2 separate regions of the Homo sapiens genome follow, and region 1 is linked to region 2. Evidence: read pairs that join two places in POLR2A ChIA-PET (ENCODE). Cell type or tissue: GM12878. All regions are shown on one strand. Each heading gives the region's core, and the rest is flanking DNA. Links, peaks and the distances in the headings are about the cores only. Region 1 overlaps FBXW11 (F-box and WD repeat domain containing 11). Region 2 overlaps FBXW11 (F-box and WD repeat domain containing 11).

Region 1 (5,386 bases), core at 247-5,246, 53 kb before region 2:
CTTTTTATTATGAAAAATATCATATACATCTAAGAGTTGAGGTAAAAAAGTATAACATTTATATACTCTCTTGACCTAGATTCAACAATTGTTAACATTTTGTCATATTTGAGTCATTTCTCTGCTACCCCCCTCCCTTCTCTTCCTCTTTCCCCTTCTTCCCTCCTTCCCATTTCTCTCCTTTTCTCCTTCCCTCTCTTACTCTGTCTTTTCCTTCCTCCCTACCTCCCTTTTTTGTTGTTAAAAATTTGAAAGTAAGTTGCAAACATCATAATACTTAACCCCTAAGTTTTCAGCATGTATCTCCTAAAATAAGGATAGTTTCTCTCTCTTTGTCTCAAACCATTACATGCATACACACAACCATATCTCCGTGTATACAACCACATTATATATAATCACATATACTTTATGCATGTGTAACCACAATACTGTTTTCACATCTAAGAAAATTAAAGTAATTCCATAATATAATATCAAGCATCAATTAAATCTAAATTTTCCTAATTGTCTCAAGAATGTCTTTGATACCACTCTCACTTCTTTAAAACAAACAAACCGACAAAACAGGATCCAAACAAAGTACATCCTTTGTATTTGGTTATGTTTCTTGTACTCTTTTTTAAGAACAGTTCCTTTACCCTTTTCCTTCCTTTGCCTGCATTAACTTGTTTGAAGAGACCAGCTCTGGTTGTCTTGTAGGATGTGTAACCTTGTGCATTCATTATTTCCTCGTGGTGTCATTTAACTGGTTTCTCTAGCTCCTCTACTTCCTGTAAACTGGAAGTTAATTGAGATGCATCCAGGTTAAACATTTTGACGAGAATGCTTCATCATAGGTGAAGTGCAGTTCACATTGAGTCATATCAGGAGGCACTTAATGACGGGTTATCCCGTTATGAGCAATGCTAACTTTGATTCCTTGGCGCAGCCAGATCTCTCCATAATGAAGGTAAAATTTTCTCTTCTGCTATTAGAGAGGAATCTATGGGACACTATTTTGGCACCTTGTAAATACCCTGTTTCATTACAGCCTTTCACTCATTGGTTTCATTATCCTGATCCTGAAATCGGTTATTACAATAGGGGTTGCAAAATTGTAGATTTTTTATTTTATTATTTTAAACAGAGTCTCACTCTGTTGCCCAGGCTGGAGTGCAGTGGTGCAATTTCAGTTCACTGCAACCTCCACCTCCTGGGTTCAAGTGATTCTCCTGCCTCAGCCTCCTGAGTAGCTGGAACTACAGGTGCATACCACCACGCCCGGCTAATTTTCATATTTTTAGTAGAGACAGGGTTTTGCCATGTTGGCCAGGCTGGTCTTGAACTCCTGACCTCAGGAGATTCGCCCACCTCGGCCTCCCAAAGTGCTGGGATTACAGGCGTGAGCCACCATGCTGGGCCAAAATTGTAGTATGAATGTATGTGTGTATGTATATATTTATTTATTTATTGAGGTGGAGTCTCGCTCTGTTGCCCGGGCTGGAGTGCAGTGGCGTGATCTCAGCTCACTGCAGCCTCTGCCTCCTGGATTCAAGCAATTCTCCTGCCTCAGCCTCCTGAGTAACTGGGATTACAGGCACCTGCCACCATGCCTGGCTAATTTTTGTATTTTTATTAGAGACAGGATTTTGCTATGTTGGCCAGACTGGTCTCAAACTCCTGACCTCAAGTGATCTGCCTGCCTTGGCCTCCCAAAGTGCTACGATTACAGGCGTGAGCCACCGTGCCAGAATTGTAGTTTTTAAATTGCCACTCCCACAGGCTGCCCCCATTTTTCTTCCTTCCTTTTTTATATCACCATACTCTCCTGGACTTTTATTTATTCAGTGTTAACAATCAATTACAGTCTTTGCTAATGCTCAGATTGTCTCAGGTTTGGCTACTGATAACTTTTTCTAGGTAGCTCCTCCTGTTTCATTTTGACATGACCCCATCACTGTTTTTTTTGTTTGTTTGTTTGTTTTCCCTTGGCTTTTTTGGCACAACAAGATGTCCCAGACTCACCTTATATTTCCATAAGGTGATCAGGAATCAGCCATTTCTCCAAGGCTCTGGTTCTTTTTAGTAAGGAATGGTATTTAGAAACTAAAATCATTGCCATGGGTTGTCATTGCTTCTAGACCCTTTCAGTGGACAGAACTAAGAAATATGTTTAAAAAGAACCGTGAGTTCATGTTATTTCTGATTCAGATGTAATATTAGAGAGACTTTTTTCTGACTCTGTTAGCCTTTTAATTTTCCAAATCTAAGGGACCTTGTCGGTATCATGGCCCCATCAAATTGAGATACACATTGTTACTTAAATAGGCAGATAAATAGTTTCATCCATTCATTATTGAGCATGTACTCTGTTCTAGGTATTGTTTGGGGAATACAGAACAGAATCAAATGCATACCTTGCTTCCAGAAGCTTGTAGTCTTTTACATAAAAAAGTATACCATAGTGTGAAAACTTGTAAGGATCACGGGAAGTAGACAAACAGTGTTGTAGGAGTTAGAAAAGGAAGGAAATTTCATAAGGGATATTTTAAAAACTTACCCTTGGCCGGGCGCGGTAGCTCACGCCCGTAATCCCAGCACTGTGGGAGGCTGAGGTGGGCGGATTACCTGAGGTCAGGAGTTTGAGACCAGACTGACCAACATGGCGAAACCCCGTCTCACTAAAAATACAAAAAAAGTAGCTGGGCATGGTAGTGGGTGCCTGTAATCCCAGCTGCTCGGGAGGCTGAGGCAAAGAGAATCGCTTGAACCCGGGAGGTGGAGGTTGCAGTGAGCTGAGATTGTGCCACTGCACTCCAGCCTGGGCAGTAGAGTGGCACTCCGCCTCAAAAAAACAAACAAACAAAAAAAACCCAAAAAAACTTACCCTTTGAGGCTCGAGCAGAAGTTAGACGTAAACATGGATGTATTGGGATAGTGGAGCTTCATAGCAAAGGGAACCAAGTGAACAACGGTTTGCAGACAGTGGTGTTTGTTGTCTATCTGGGAGACAAGTAAGTAATTCTGTGTATTGCCGGAGTATTGCTTGTGTGGAAGGGAGTATGGGTGATGAATTTGAAAAGGCAGGTTATAACTAAATCTTGAACTTTATCCCGTTAGGTCATTGGTCTCCAACCTTTTTGGCACCAGGGACCAGTTTCCTAGAAGACAGTTTTTCCACAGACCAGGCACGGGGAGTGGGGATGGAACTGTTCCACCTTAGACATCAGGCATTAGCTGGATTCTCTTAAAGAGCATGCAACGTAGATCCCTCACATGCGCAGTTCACAGTAGGGTTCCTGCTTCTGTGAGAATCTAATGCCTGGGCTGATCATCTGACAGGAGGCAGAGCTCAGGTGGTAATGCGAGTGTTAGGGGACAGCTGTAAATACAGATAAAGCTTTGCCTCCTGCTCATCTCCTGCTGTGAGGCCCAGTTCTTAATAGGTCACAGACTGATACCAGTCCACAGCCTGGGGTTGGGGATCCCTGCTTTATGTCATAAGATGCAAGCTAATAACCTGTGGATAGGTAGAGCTTCACAAACATATTTTATGTGGTCCACACGGATTTTTTTTTTCTTTTTTTTTTGAGACGGAGTCTCACTCTGTTGCCCAGGCTGGAGTGCGGTGGCGCCATCTCGGCTCACTGCAACCCTTACTTCCTAGGTTCAAGCGATTCTCCTATCTCAGCCTCCTAAGTAGCTGGGACTACAGGCGCACACCACCATGCCTGGCTAATTTTTGTATTTTTAGCAGAGATGGGGCTTTGCCATGTTGGCCAGGCTGGTCTTGAACTCCTGACCTCAGATGATCCATCCTCCTTGGCCTCCCAAAGTGTTGGGATTACAGGGGTGAGCCACCACACCTGGCCTGGTCCACACGGATTTTATTTATTTATTTATTATTTGTTTTTGAGACAGAGTCTCACTCTGTCACCCAGGCTGGAGTACAATGGTGTGATCTCACTGCAACCTCCACCTCCCAGGTTCAAGTGATTCTTAGGCCTCAGCCTTCTGAGTAGCTGCAACTACAGGTGCATACCACCATGCCCGGCTAATTTTTGTATTTTTAGTAGAGATGGGGTTTCACCATGTTGGCCAGGCTGGTCTCAAACTCCTGGCCTCAAGTGATCCACCTGCCTTGGCCTCCCAAAGTGCTGGTATTATAGATGTGAGCCACCGCTCCTGGCCAGATTTTAAAAATTGGGACATTTCATATGAAAACACTAATTTGTGGTTTTGTTTGAAAATTGGAGCTCAGTAGTAGCTGTCCTTTTGAGTCAGAGCTTGTACTTTCCTGTACGTAACTCCTATGAGACCAATTTCACTTTATCTAATTGGTCATATACATTTTTAATTTTTATTTTTTTGGGTCAGAATCTTGTTCTGCCACCCAGGCTGGAGTACAGTGGTGTGATCATGGCTCATTGCAGCCTTGACCTCCTGGACGTAAGCTATTTTCCTGCCTTAGCCTCCCAAGTAGTTGGGACTGCTGGTGCATGCCACCATGTCTGGCTAAGTTTTAAAATCATATTTTATTTTTCGGTACAGGGTCTTCTTGCTCTGTTCCCCAGACTGAAGTGGTGCAGAGGTGCAGTCATAGCTTACTGCAGCCTCTAATTCCTGGGCTCAAGCCATCCTCCCACCTCAGCCTCCAAGTAGCTGGGACTACAGCAGCATGCCACCATGCCCAGCTAATTTTTTAATTTTTTAATTTTTTTTTTGTAGAGACGAAGTCTTGCTGTGTTGCACAGGCTGGTCTTGAACTGGCTTCAAATGATCCTTATCTCTCAACCTCCTGAAGTGTTAGGATTATAGGTGTGAGCCACTGCATCTGGTCTATTTTTATAATTTTTTTTAGATACTGGGTCTCACTGTTGCCCAGGCTGGTCTCAAACTCCTGGCCTCAAGCAATCTTCCTGCCCAGGCCTCCTGAGCTGTTGGGGTTACAGGTGTGAGCCACATGTAAGTTTTTGAGCGTGTGATCCCTGCCTAGATTGGAGGAGGTATGAGGGTGGTGGATGTGGTTGAGAAGGGAGGTGACTGTGAACATTAGAGCAAGATCTGTGGTTTACAAAGATCACTCCAGTTGTCAGATTAGAGGATGCTTTAGAGCAGGGCAAATTGGAGCAGGGGGACTGATTCATTTACTGTTGGAATGTCCCAGGGAAGGAAAGATGAGATAGTAACAGATGGTATGAAGAGGAGGAAATGAGACATTTTAGATGTAGAGTGGATGACTGTGTTGATAGCTGTGCGTATATGTGTGTTTGTATTGATATGAATGTAAATCAGACTATTAAGAGAGTCCTGTTTCTGAAAAGCTTTGCCTTCATAAATCAGTGTCTGAAAGTTAACTGCTTGTTTTTATAACCTGTTGGTTAATTTTGGAAGGCAGTAGTAA
Region 2 (5,386 bases), core at 286-5,285:
CCCAAAATGCTGGGATTACAGGTGTGAGCCACTGTATCCGGCCCCCACTGCGTTTTTATAAATAAAGTTTTATTGGAGCACAGCCACACTCATTCACTTACATATCATCTGTGGCTGCTTTCATCCTATAACAGAAGAGTTGAGTAGTTGTGACAAAATCAGTGAGTCCTGCAAAGCTCAAAATATTTACATCTGACCCTTTACAGAAAAAGCTTGCCAACCCTACTCTGGAGTATTTGTGTATTCATGTGCTATGAAAGTATCTTGCTTTTCAGTAGAGAGGCTTATTTATGGTGTATTTTGATGTCTGGTAGGACTGATTCCCCACTTTTCTTTTTTTGTATTTTTTACTGAATACTCATGTAAGTTTGCTTTTGAATATGAACTTGAGTATCATTTTGTCTAGCTCCATAAAGAATTTTCTTGTGGGGTTATTGGGGAAATGTTAAACTTATAAATTAGGGAGAACTGTCATCTTTCGAATGTTGAGTTCTCTTATCCAACAATAGTTATGAAGAAAAGAATAGAGAAACCTGTCAAAGAATTAAATCAGAAAAATGTATCAGGTCAGTGTGGATTCACAGAGAATTCCACCAGACCTTTAAAGAACAAATGGGCCAGAAGCTCTATAAATTGTTCCATAACATTGATTGAAGGAATTGTTCTTCTTTTTCTAGGAATTGCTTTTAGTTTTATTATCTTTTGATCAGAGGCTCTTATTTTCTAATTTTTCTTTTTTATTGAACTTATTTCTTTGTGATCTAATATATGATAAGCTTTCAGAAATTTTTTACACGTGCTGGAAAAGCAAGTTTAGTCTGTGTAAACAGGTTATCATATCCTGTAAGACCTGCCTGCCTTACTGATGCTTATGAATTTTTATTTTTTGTTTTCTTGAGCTGTCTTGTAGTGAGAGTAGTGTGTATAGTGTATTTATATCCATGTCTCTCTGCATTTCTTTTAGTTTGTTTCTGTTCATGATGTGCTTTCTTTGCTCTTTTATTTTTGAAATTTCTTTTTATAGAGAGGTTTGTATTTTTGTTAGTTTTAATTATAATTTTTGTAATGCCTCTATTTCCTGTTTTTTTTTTTTTTTTTGGTGAGACAGGCTCTCACTATGTTGCCCAGGCTGGAGTGCAGTAGCATGATCATAATTCAGTGTAGCCTCAAACTCCTGGGCTCAAGTGATTGGGGCCGCCCGCCTCAGCCTACCAAGTCACTGGGACTACAGGTGCGGGCTACCACATCTGGCTAATTTTTAAATTTTTTTAAGAGATGGGTCTTGCTGTGTTGCCTAGCTGGTCTTGAACTCCTTGGCTCATGGGATCCTCCCATCTTGCCTTCCCAAAGTGTTGGGATTACAGGCATGAGCTACTGCACCTGGCCTGCAGTTTTAAAGTTGTGTTATTTCTTTGTCTGAATATGACATGTGATTCTTCTGTTATCTTCAGACTTGTTTTATTCTTTTTTTTTTTTTTTTTTTTTTTAGATGGAGTCTAGCTCTGCTGCCCAGGCTAGAGTGCAGTGGCACAATCTTGGCTCACTGCAACCTCTGCCTCCCAGGTTCAAGCAGTTCTCCTATCTCAGCCTCCCGAGTAGCTGGGACTACAGGCACCCGCCACCATGCCTGGCTAATTTTTGTATTTTTAGTAGAGATGGGGGTTCACCATATTGGTCAGGCTTGTCTCGAACTCCTGACCTCAGGTGATCAGCCCGCCTTGGCCTCCCAAAGTGCTGAGATTACAGGTGCGAGCCACAACACCTGGCTCAGACTTGTTTATTCTTAGAGCCATAATTGTTTTAAATGTTTACCATTAATTTTTTTGACAATTTTTTGCATCATCTCAGGATTACTCAAGGAAACCTTTACCCTTTATTTTCTAAAATTTTGGAAGATGCTGCTCCACTGATGCCTTGCTTGGTGTGTTGTTTCGAGAAGTTTGATGCCAATCCAATTAATGCTCTTTCTCTTTAAAGGTTTCTTCTTAAATTAAAAAAAAAATTTGGGGTGGGGATTGAAAACATTTTTTCTTTATTTTTAAAGTCTAACAATTGTCTTAGGATATCTCTTGGAGTTTATTGCTGTGGGCCAGTTTCCCCTATTACCTGGAGCCCCTTTCAACATGTAGTTCAGGTTTCCTTTTATCTCTGGAAAGCTTTTTGAATTATCGTTTTTTTTTCTTTTTAAATAACAGCTTTATTGAGACATAACTCAAATATTGTAAATTTACACATTTAAAGTGTACAATTCAGTGATTTTTAGTATAGTCACAGAGTTGTATAACCAGTGCCACAGTCAGTTTAGAACATTTGTATCACCACCAAAAGAAACACGCTACCGGCTGGGCGCGGTGGCTCACGCCTGTAATCCCAGCACTTTGGGAGGCCGAGGTGGGCAGATCACGAGGTCAGGAGATCAAGACCGTCCTGGCTAACACGGTGAAACCCCGTCTCTACTAAAAATACAAAAACAAAATTAGCCAGGCGTGGTGGCAGGCGCCTGTAGTCCCAGCTGCTCGGGAGTCTGAGGCGGGAGAATAGCATGAACCCAGGAGGCGGAGCTTGCAGTGAGATCAAGCCACAGCACTCCAGCCTGGGCTACAGAGCGAGACTCCGTCTCAAAAACAAAACAAAAAACAAACAAAAAAAACCACTGTACCCTTAGGCTGTCATTCCCTATATCCCTCACCCATCCAACCCTAGGAACCGCTTGGATTATAGTTTTAAAGGTTATTTTTATTTTATTTTTTTCTTTAGAAACTCCAATTATATTTAGGTTGGATCTCCTTTGTTTTCCATGTTAACTACTTTCTCACTGCCCATATTGCTTATTTCTTCATCTCATTTTTATTCTCTTGGGTTGTTTTCTTGCTTGTCTTCAATGTTTCCTAATAATTTTCTATTTTTTTTTTTTTTTTTTGAGACAGGGTCACACTCTGTCACCCAGGCTGGAGTAGGGTGGCGCTATCTTGGCTCGCTGCAACCTCTGCCTCCCGGGTTCAAGCAATTCTTGTGCCTCAGCCTCCCAAGTAGCTGTAACTTCAGGTGTGCACCACCACACCTGGCTAATTTTTGTATTTTTAGTGGAGTTGGGGTTTCACCATTTTACCCAGGCTGGTCTTGAACCCTGGCCTCAAGTGATCTGCATGCCTCGGCCCCCAAAGTGCTGGGATTACAAGGCATGAGGCAATGTGCCCAACCTACTTTTCAAATTTTTAAAATTTTCATTTGCTTTATCTGTTTTGGGGGTATTTTAATGTATTCTTGTTTGTTATAATTTTGTTTTTATTTTTTGAGTTAGGTCAATTCTTATTACATTTCTTCTGGTTTTTGGTACATTTCTGTCTTAAGTTTTCAATTTCTGATTCAGTGTTTCAGAGTGTTTTTAAGTAACATCACATGCCTGTTTGATCATATTTAAATCAGTTTGCAGTAGCTCTTTTCAACCAGGTTTCTCAAAAACAGTATGCGCTTACGCACTAAGGCATACATTGTATATAGTGAATTAATGTCTCTCATACATGACAGGAATGGTATTATCTATGTACCATCCTTAGGGAAATTAAGAAAACTGTCTGCAAAATTACTCTCATAAGGGCTTCATGATCTCACAGAACCTTAGTTAAGAAAGGCTTGTTTGGGATGTTGTTTAGTTCTCTCTGTTTTTCCCTCCTTCCCTTACTCCCTGCCTCTTCTTTTATATGTAGGAGTTTAATGAACTTTTCCCTGTATAGTTTTTTTTTTAAATAGATGAAAATTGCATGTGTCTCTACATTTTTTTGAGACAGACCTGGCAGTTTGAGGTAGTTTAAGTTGATAAGATTCCTAGCTTAAGAGCATTCCTTATCAAAGTATTATTTCTTTACTGCATGGCTTCCTTTGCAGGATAAGCAGGTGATGGTGGGAGGAAAGGCTTTGTATCCTTTGGATGTTATTAAAAATTCTTTTCTTGCAGGATCCTAGAATACTTCCTCCTGGGATTCTAGGATCCCTTCTACCCACATACACACACAACCTCTTACAATGTGGGCATCCCATACCACAGGGATACATTTGATGCAATGGATGAGCCTACCTTGACACACCATTATCACCCGAAGTCCATAGCTTATATTAGGATTTATTCTTGGTGTTGTACATTCTTTGGGTTTGGACAGATATAATAACATGTTTCCATCATTGCAGTATCATACAGAATAGTTTCACTGCCCTAAGAATTCTATGTGTGCTTCCTATCCATCCTTCCTGACAATCACTAATTGTTTTAATGTCTCCATAGTTTTGCCTTTCCCAGAATGTCATCTAGTTGGATCACACGGTGTGTAGCCTTTTCATATTGGCTTCTTTCACTTAATAATAGATGTTTAAGTTTCCACCAGGTTTTTTGATGACTTGATGCCTCATTTCATTGGATGACATTCAATTGTCTGGATGTACCACACTTTTTTTTTTTTTTTTTTTTTTTTGAGAGAAGGTCTTGCTTTGTTTCCCAGGCTGGAGTGCAATGGTGTGATTGTGGCTCACTGAAGCCTCAACCTCCTGGGCTTAAGCAATCCTCCCACCTCAGCCTCACAAGTAGCTGGAACAACAGGTGCATTCTACCTTGCCTGACTAAATTTTTTTTTTTTTTTTTTTTTTTTTTGGTAGAGGCAGAGTCTCCCTATGTTGTTCAGTCTGGTCTCAAGTCCTGGGCTGGAGAGTCTCCTGCCTTGGCCTCCCAAAGTGCTGGGATTACATGCATGAGCCACTGTGCCTGGCCCTACCACAGTTTATTCATTCACCTATTGAAGAACATTTTGGCTGCTTCCAAGTTTTAGCAGTTATGTGTAACTGCTGCTATAAACAGCCATGTTAAGGTTTTTCTGTGGATATTAGTTTTCACTTCATTTGGACAAGTAAAAAAGAGGATGAATATTAGATTGTTGGGCAAGAGTATATATAGTTTTGTAAGAAACTGCCAAATTGTCTTCCAAAGTGACTGCACCAGAGTAGGGTGAATATAGTTACAAAAATGTGTTGTACTTTGGTGATGGGAACCCTAAATACCTTGACTTCATCACTACACATTATATACATGTAACAGAATTTCACATCTACCCCATAAATTTGTACAAATTAAAAAAAATAAAGTGGCCTTACTATTTGATATTTCTACCAGCAATGAATGAGAGTTCCTATAGCTCCACATCTTCTCCAGCATTTCATGGTGTTTGCATTTTGGATTTTGGCCATGCTGATAGATGTGTTGTGGTATTTTGTTTTAATTTGTATTTACCTGATGACTTATGAAGAGATGCTCCATATTCCATGTTTATTTGTCATCTGTATATCTTTTCTGGTGAAGTGACTGTTAAGGTTTTTGGCCCATTTTAAAAATTGTGTTGTT

The links. ChIA-PET counts read pairs that join two places held together with the same protein. Peaks named below come from ENCODE experiments on the same cell type or tissue, not always from the same donor. Only the 100,000 strongest peaks of a DNase experiment are listed, where the experiment ranks them.
Region 1: POLR2A ChIA-PET joins it to region 2 with 7 read pairs; 4 of 35 experiments call an interaction of 5 or more read pairs at or near these places.

Annotation. Positions count from the first base shown.
Region 1 is chr5:171,984,913-171,990,298 of GRCh38, reverse strand. The region is part of intron 1 of FBXW11 (F-box and WD repeat domain containing 11); the gene reads left to right. Among named protein-coding and RNA genes, the nearest start is that of FBXW11, 19 kb to the left of the region's middle. RefSeq lists a silencer at 659-798. In GM12878, for the core only: no CTCF peak of the experiment used is centred there; a DNase peak (open chromatin) is centred at 838; H3K27ac peaks cover 1,281 bases.
Region 2 is chr5:171,932,211-171,937,596 of GRCh38, reverse strand. The region is part of intron 2 of FBXW11 (F-box and WD repeat domain containing 11); the gene reads left to right. Among named protein-coding and RNA genes, the nearest start is that of FBXW11, 72 kb to the left of the region's middle. In GM12878, for the core only: no CTCF peak of the experiment used is centred there; no DNase peak of the experiment used is centred there.